Regions from separate parts of the Homo sapiens genome. Here regions 1 and 3 are each linked to region 2. Evidence: chromatin loops called from intact Hi-C (ENCODE). Cell type or tissue: MCF 10A. All regions are shown on one strand.

Region 1 (2,500 bases), 180 kb after region 2:
ATTATTGTCAGTGAGTCTCAGACTCAATTTGCTTTTATAATTGAAGTATAACTAATGAACAACTCAGACGAGATCAGGTGTGTTCAGGGTGGTATGGCCGTAGACAAATTAATGATCAATTCAAATGCAGCTTTGCTGGGAACCTTAACCCTTTTGCCTTCCCTTCCCATACCACCTGGATTTCTCTGCCTCTGTCTCCACATAAGGGAGTCCCTCTTGAAGGAGCTGTTTTTACTTCTGTCCTGTGCCCTGTTTTCCTGGTGGTGTTTTTCCCCTGCCAGCCCAGCTTATTTCTCTGTCCCCTTTTCTTCTCATCATCTTCCTTGGAATCTTCGGGGGAGGGGAAAGCAATAGTTGAGGAAAAATTAACAAGCCAATGAAAGGTCAGCTCGGAGACTTTCTGAACCAAGAAAACTCTATGTGGTGCAGAGGGCAAATTAATATTAATATATCAGGGAATTCTGATACCAGTTAAGCTCCTGATTTAAGAGGTTTTTTTTTTTAGTGAATGTTCTTGATGACCCATAAGTATAGCCTGCACTTTGTTCTGTCTACTACACATGTCTTAGTGCAAACACCGTGTTCAGAGAGGTTGTGTCTTAAAGTTAACAGAATGTCCTGAGATCATTATTGTCTCCCACCTAAAGTGAGATGAAGAAAAACACCATCCCGGGCTAGTGCAGCAGGTTTACTTAGTTCTATTGGTCAGTACTTTGCAATATAATGGCTCTTGTACACATATTATCACCACTGGAATCCACCAATAGAGCACCACACCATAGCCAAAAATGTTGGCTGTTCAGTGGCATAACTGCCCTGGAAGCCGGGAGGAAATCAAGGCCTTCAGACTGCATTTGGCTGGGGCCTTGGCCAGGGTGTTAGTGCCAGGCACCTGGTTAAGATAAATGTCCTGAAGCAAACAATAATTACCTTCTTTGCTGATAAGAGGCCCCAGTACTTTTCCAATAGCATGATTGCGTTAGGATCTTTCTTTGGACCACAGCCTGTGGAGCACTGATTCATGGGTACTGGCCTTAACTTCATCCAAACTGTTGTATATGTGGTGGAACCCAATGTTCTCCTTTGGTCCTGAGTTGGTGTAAATAATATTCCCGGTTGCATCACCTGTCCCTGCCCCTCTTGCTCCTTCTGGTGGAAATTCTGCTTTTGTCCACCAGGTGGCCTCACTTAGGAAGGAGCAGAAGAAAAGGACCTCAAGTCTCTGGTGCCTTTATTTTTTTTCCCTCAGCTTGAGGCTGAATATAAATAAGATATATTTTAATGGAAACGTGTAACTTTTATTATGGAACAATCACCTCATCTTGTTTATGGTTTGGAGTCTGTTTTTCCTGAAGTACCTCTAATGCTGTGCATGGCTGGGCCCATCACAGGGCAGGTGTTTTCCTGGGATCGTTTATATAAATGTATACCTTTGGTTTGGAGTGTTATTGTCATTCGCTGTTTTAAAGAAAAGTAACAAAGTTGTGTTTTTAAAAAATAGAGACACGGGATCCTGGATAATGTTGAATGTATTTTCTTCAAAGAGTAGAATGTGGAGACTAAAGAGAAAAGGGCTGGCATCTTGTGGTCACTCCAGTGCTCACTCCAATACCCTGTCTCCTCCTCACCTCCTCTGTCACCCACCTAGCTGCTCTCCCATACATGTTCACCCACTCACCTCAGCTCCCGGACACCCTCTCCTCCATACATATGCATCTGTAGATTAGCATGGACCTGTGCATGCATTACATGCATGTCACAGATCTGTACATGTGCCGGTCCACAGACAAGTACTCCCACACCTGAACATTCAGAGGAAGGGGCAAGTGGATGAGTGCTGGGGTTCAGGGCAGGTCGGCAGGCCAGCTGGCTGGTGAGGGGAAAGCTGAGTTGATTAGAGAGTGAATGTGCAGGTGACAAAGTATGTGTGCAGGGGAGAGACTGAGAGGGCAGTGACTGGGAAGAGGGTGAGGCCGTGATGGTGAGGGCGCGTGTCCAGGGAGTATGACATGGGAGAGCATGCAAAGCCATGGGGGCATGCTGGCTGCCACCTGAAGAAGAGCTTTTCAAACTAGCGCTGTTCTTTACTGAATGCCCTCTGCCTCTTGTTAGGGCATTTGTATTTCTTATTTCTCTAGAAATCAGCTCCAGTTTGGTTTTTATCGATCTCCAGAGCCTTCTTTGGAGATGCCAGTTGGTACAAGAAAGTGCTGAACTGTTTACAGTCCCAGCCTAAGGTTCAGGGAGGGGATGTGGTTTAACTGGGCCACAAAGCCCGGTACAGGACTCATTTGCATGGCCCCTGACGCCATGTGACGCAGCCGGCTCCTCCTATATAAAGAAGCAGGAGCCAAAATATCTCCGAGTCTGGGTTGGACTGGCGGCCGTGGAGTTTGTGACATACGAGGTGACACCCCTCGAGTCACTTCCCTTCAACTCCAGCTGGAGCGCCTGCTTGGCTTTGGGTTCGTTCTGCAGCCTTCGCCCCGCTCCTAGCCTC
Region 2 (2,500 bases):
AAAACTATTGATGTACACAACAAATTCAGTGGCTCTCAGGGCCATTATGATGAGTGACATAGCAAATCACAGTATTTTACATACTATATGATTCCATTTACATAACATTCTAGAAATGAGAAAATTATAGTAATGATGAACATATCAGTGGTTGCTGGGGGACAGATGTGCCTATAAAGAAGTAGCACAAATGAGTTTTGGGGGGATGATAAAACAATAATGTCCTAATTACAGTGGTGATTACAAGAATCTATAAATGTGATAAGATTAATAGAACTATCCACCCCCCCCCCAAAAAAAGTTGAGTGCATGCAAAAGCTGGTAAAAATCAAATGAGGTCTATAGTTTGCTCAATAGAATTATTGTACCAATGACAGTTTCCTAGTTCTGATAGTTGTGTGGTTATGTAAGATGTTAACATTAGAGAAGGTTAGTTAAATGTATGTGGGAACTCTCTGTATTATTTTAGCAACTTTTATGTAAGATTAAACTTATTTTTAAAAAGAAAAAAGAAAGAAAACTCTCTAGAAGTCCCATAATGTTTTAGGCAGGCCTGGTCAACCAACATTTCTGTAGTTTTCTGAAGTTCTAATATATCTTCAGGCCTTTGCTCAACTGGCGTTCTCTCTCTCTCTCTCTCTTTCACACACACACACACACACACACACACACACACACACTCACCCCACTCTGTAACCTAGTTTATTTTTATCCGTAATACTTATAATCCCTAATAAAAATATGTTTGTTTATTGTGTGTCTCCTCCCATTAGAATGTAAGCTCCTTAAGTTTAAGCACTTTTTGTTCACTGTATCCCTAACACCTAGAATAGTGCTTGTCACACAGTAAATGCTCAGTAAATATTTGTTGAATGAATGAATGTGTGTAGGCATTGAAATAAAGGTATTATGAAAAAAGGTATTGTATACTATGTTACATTTCTTTATTACATGAGACAAATTTCTCTTTCATTTTATTTTTGCACACTCAAAATAGTTTTATCTGTTGTGTCATTTAAATATTGTTTTCTGAATTATGAAAGATTTGGAGAGACGTTGGAATAACAACACCTCTAGGAGACCTAGGAGATTCTAGGAGACCACATATTCTGAAATATTTCCTTTCCCTGTGTTAAAATAAATAAAAAGTTGCCTTTCCTAGGTGCTTTACTCACCTGGGCTTTACTCACCCTTATGATGCATAAAAGATTGTACTTACAACATCTGGCCACCAGATGGCAATGTTTATCCAAATATCCTTTCTCGGTACCTATTCGTGTACCAAGCCATGTGCTGGGTATAAAAAAAAAAAGGATAGGACACCATACTCGGCCTGAGAGCTTAGTCTGGTGGGGAGACAAATCGGTATATAGAAGTGCTATGATGAAAGTATGCACAGGTTACCCTGAAGACACAGAGGAGGAACACCTGAACCAGATGAGGGAGGCAGGGAATGAGGCTTAGAGCATGGGTGATGGCTTCTTAAAGGAGGTGAAGGCTGAGCTGAGCAGTACTCCTACAGATGGAAAATCGAAGGAGTGTAAGTTCTGTGAAGACAGGTGCGACGTCCACCATTATGTTGCCAGTGCCTGGCCCAATGCAGAAATGCGCTTAAATATTTTTGGAATGAATGAACAGCATATAAAGTACAGATGGCAAAAGGACATCATTAGATGTGCTAGTACTTTATATTATTTTCAACTTTCAGAATAACTCTTCAAAGTACATACTATCATCCTATTTTTTAGATGAATAAAATGAGGTTCAGTGTACGCAGCTTATAAAACAGAGCCAGACAGACTCAAGTCTATCACTTTTCTTTCCACTTACTGTCTCCCAGTGAGCATATTACTATTAATAAGTCAACTCATATTCTGCTTAAAAGGACTTGGAAAAGTGCTTCACAATATTGACATTCCTCCAAAAACAAGATAAAATATATCTACTTAATCGTTCCTTTTTAAAAGTTTTAAATTGACTTGTTTATTTTCATGTTAAAAATAGAATCAACTAAAAAGTTAACATAATGGTATATTCTCAAATCAGCTACCCGATTTCTTTAAGTAATAATGAGACATATACATGCCTTTTCAAGACAGGTTAAAGAATCAAATAGCAGACTGTTAACCTGAGATATTAACAAAATAAAAACATTCTAGTAATATTTCAGCTAATAAGCAAAATTCATAGTTTCATAGTCTAGCAGTAAAAAGAAGCACTGACAAAGACTGTGTTTTTTACACGAAGTGAGAAGATCTGTGTAATACTACATTATAGGATCAAAAGGACATTAACTGTTTTACTGTTTTATAATGTTTATGGGAGATATTTCAATAATAGCACTGTTTTTCAGAAAGCCGTAAGAACATGAAAGATTATAGACAGACATCACTCTTACCATGGAGGATACACCCAATTCTTGAAGCAGTCAACACTCATTTATGTGGATACATTACAGGTCATTTCATATTACCATTGAACAAATTTTACTGTTATTATG
Region 3 (2,500 bases), 870 kb after region 2:
GAACCTGAAGATGTGACTGAATAGCTTCAATCTTATGGTAAAATTTGAATAAACAAAGGGTTGTTTCTTATGGATGAGCAAAGAAAATAGTTCCTTGAAATGGAATTTACTTCTGATGAAGATGCTGTGAACATTGTTGAAAAGAAAACAATGGATTTAGAATATTACATAAACTTATTTGATAAAGCAGTGGCAGGGTTTGAAAGGACTGACTCCAATTTTGAAAGTTTTACTGTAGGTAAAATGATATCAAATGGCATTGTGTGCTACAGAGACATCTCTCCTGATAGGAAGAGTCGATCAATGTGGCAAACTCATTTCTTATCTTATGTTAAGAAATTGCCACAGCCATCCCAGCCTTCAGCAACTACCACTTTGATCAGTCAGCAGCCATCAACATTGAGGTAAGACCCTCCACCAGCAAAAAGATAATGACTAGCTGAAGGCTCAGATGATTGTTAGCATTTTTTAGCAATAAAGTTTTTTTTTTTTTTTGAGATGGAGTTTCACTCTTGCTGCCCAGGCTGGAGTGCGATGGCACAGTCTTGGCTCACTGCAACCTCTACCTCACGGGTTCAAGCAATTCTCCTGCTTCAGGCTCCCAAGTAGCTGGGATTACAGGCGCCCACCACCATGCCCTAATTTTTGTATTTTTAGTGGAGATGGGGTTTCACCATGTTGGCTAGGCTGGTCTTGAACTCCTGACCTCAGGTGATCTGCCCGCCTCGTCCTGTCAAAGTGCTGGGATTACAGGTGTGAGCCAGCACACCCGGCCCAATAAAGTGTTTTTAATTCAGATATGTACATTGGTTTTTTTTAGACATAATGGTATTGCACACTGAATACACTACAGTATAGTGTAAGCATAACTTTTATATGCACTAGGAAACCAAAAAATTTTTGTCACTTACTTTATTGCAACATTCACTTTACTGTGGTGCTCTGGCACTGAACCCACAATATCTGCAAGGTATGTCTGTATTTGCGACTGCAACCCCACCCAACACACACACCATTTTAAGGAAGGATCAATTAAATCAAAAGACTACGAATATTTTACTATGGCTAAAGTATAATGGGAACTCTTGTGTTGGCTGCAGCTAGTGTAATGAGCTCCCTGTCTACCCTCCACTCTCCACATACTAATATCCATTTGTTACCATTGATAAACTATGAGAAGTGTTTGTTTGTTTGTTTGTTTATTCTGGGGAGAGGAACCAAAAGAGATGAAGAAAGAGAACAGAGGTGATAATATAGGATGTGTTCCCAGCCCTGTGTACTGAGTGACCCCTTGTGGTTAGAGAAGGATGAACAAACCAGAAATGGCAGGGAACATTCAAGAAAGGCTCTGAAATTCTGGGCGTAAGTGGGTTAGCTTTAGATCTAAGTCAACACAGTGTAATACAGAATAGGAAAAGCCCTTTTTGCCTATTCTTGGGACTCAGTACTGATTTGATACCCTAAAGAGCGAGCATTTTTGAAGCATGCAGAGACAGTTTACTTGACACTATAGGTGGTATCAGTGGTCATGCTTTTCTGAGTAGCTCGTCAGGCAGCAGTTGTAGACAAATGGGATTCAGAAAAGGAGAAAAGAACAGGGTGACTGCTCAGTGATAACTACAGTGGATAAATTAGTTTATATCACATGAGAGACATCTCTTTGCTGCAGTCTCCCAGTGGACATTTGTATTACATACATATACACAGGCACACATATTCATGGAAAACTGTATTGACGGCATGAGTATGTATATAGAAAGACAAAATAATCTACAGATAAAAACTATAATAAGTGAATTTGGCCATTTTACTAAATAGAAAGTCATTATGTAAAAGATCAATTTTATTTCAATAGACTAGCAACAAGTAATTGTAAATGAAAAAATTTTAAAAATACTATTTAGAATAACATAAAATACCTAGGAATTAGATTAACAAGACCTCTACACAAGAACCTACAAAATATTAGTGAGAGAAATTGAAGCAGATGTAAATAAATGGAGGAATTTACTAAGTTCTTGAAGAACTCAATATTGCAAAGATGTGAGTTCTGCCCAAATTGATTTATAAACATAATATAGTCCAATTAAAATCTCAGCACATTCTTTCTTCAGGGAGTGGAAATTGACACGCTCACTCTAAAATTTAGAAAGTGATGCAAAGAGCCAAGAATAGCCAAGACAATCCTAAAGTAGAAGAACAAAGGGAAGATTAACACAGATAGCAATACTTATAAAACTACATTAATAAAGACTGTGGCCTTTTCAAAAGGACAGACAAATAGACTAATAGAACAGAACACAGTCCAGAAATAGGTCCACACACATATGACATTTGATTTGTGACAAAGATAACACTGCAGAGCAGTGGGAAAAGGAATTCTTTTAAATTAATTGTTCTAGGTCTATAGAAGGAATGAAGGAAGAAATGAATCTCAGCCACAACCTCACACCTATACAAAAATGATTTCAAGGTGGATTGTAGATCTAAATGTGAGAGG

Evidence for each region. Peaks named below come from ENCODE experiments on the same cell type or tissue, not always from the same donor. Only the 100,000 strongest peaks of a DNase experiment are listed, where the experiment ranks them.
Region 1: it touches region 2 in a loop (14-fold over the local background); 4 of 110 quality-filtered maps call a loop at or near these places.
Region 3: it touches region 2 in a loop (6-fold over the local background); 18 of 110 quality-filtered maps call a loop at or near these places.

The regions. Positions count from the first base shown.
Region 1 is chrX:107,716,926-107,719,425 of GRCh38, reverse strand. The region is part of intron 1 of TSC22D3 (TSC22 domain family member 3); the gene reads left to right. Among named protein-coding and RNA genes, the nearest start is that of TSC22D3, 58 kb to the left of the region's middle. In MCF 10A, a CTCF peak has its summit at 1,178; DNase peaks (open chromatin) are centred at 1,145 and 2,315.
Region 2 is chrX:107,893,009-107,895,508 of GRCh38, reverse strand. The region is part of intron 3 of MID2 (midline 2); the gene reads right to left. It overlaps LOC101928335 (a long non-coding RNA gene), which reads left to right. Exons shown (of 4, transcript NR_110395.1): 4 at 1-912. Among named protein-coding and RNA genes, the nearest start is that of MID2, 68 kb to the right of the region's middle. RefSeq lists an enhancer at 1,292-1,341. In MCF 10A, a CTCF peak has its summit at 1,244 (motif pointing right); a DNase peak (open chromatin) is centred at 1,268.
Region 3 is chrX:107,024,526-107,027,025 of GRCh38, reverse strand. No RefSeq gene overlaps it. Among named protein-coding and RNA genes, the nearest start is that of MORC4, 26 kb to the right of the region's middle. In MCF 10A, CTCF peaks have their summits at 1,098 and 1,302 (motif pointing left); no DNase peak of the experiment used is centred here.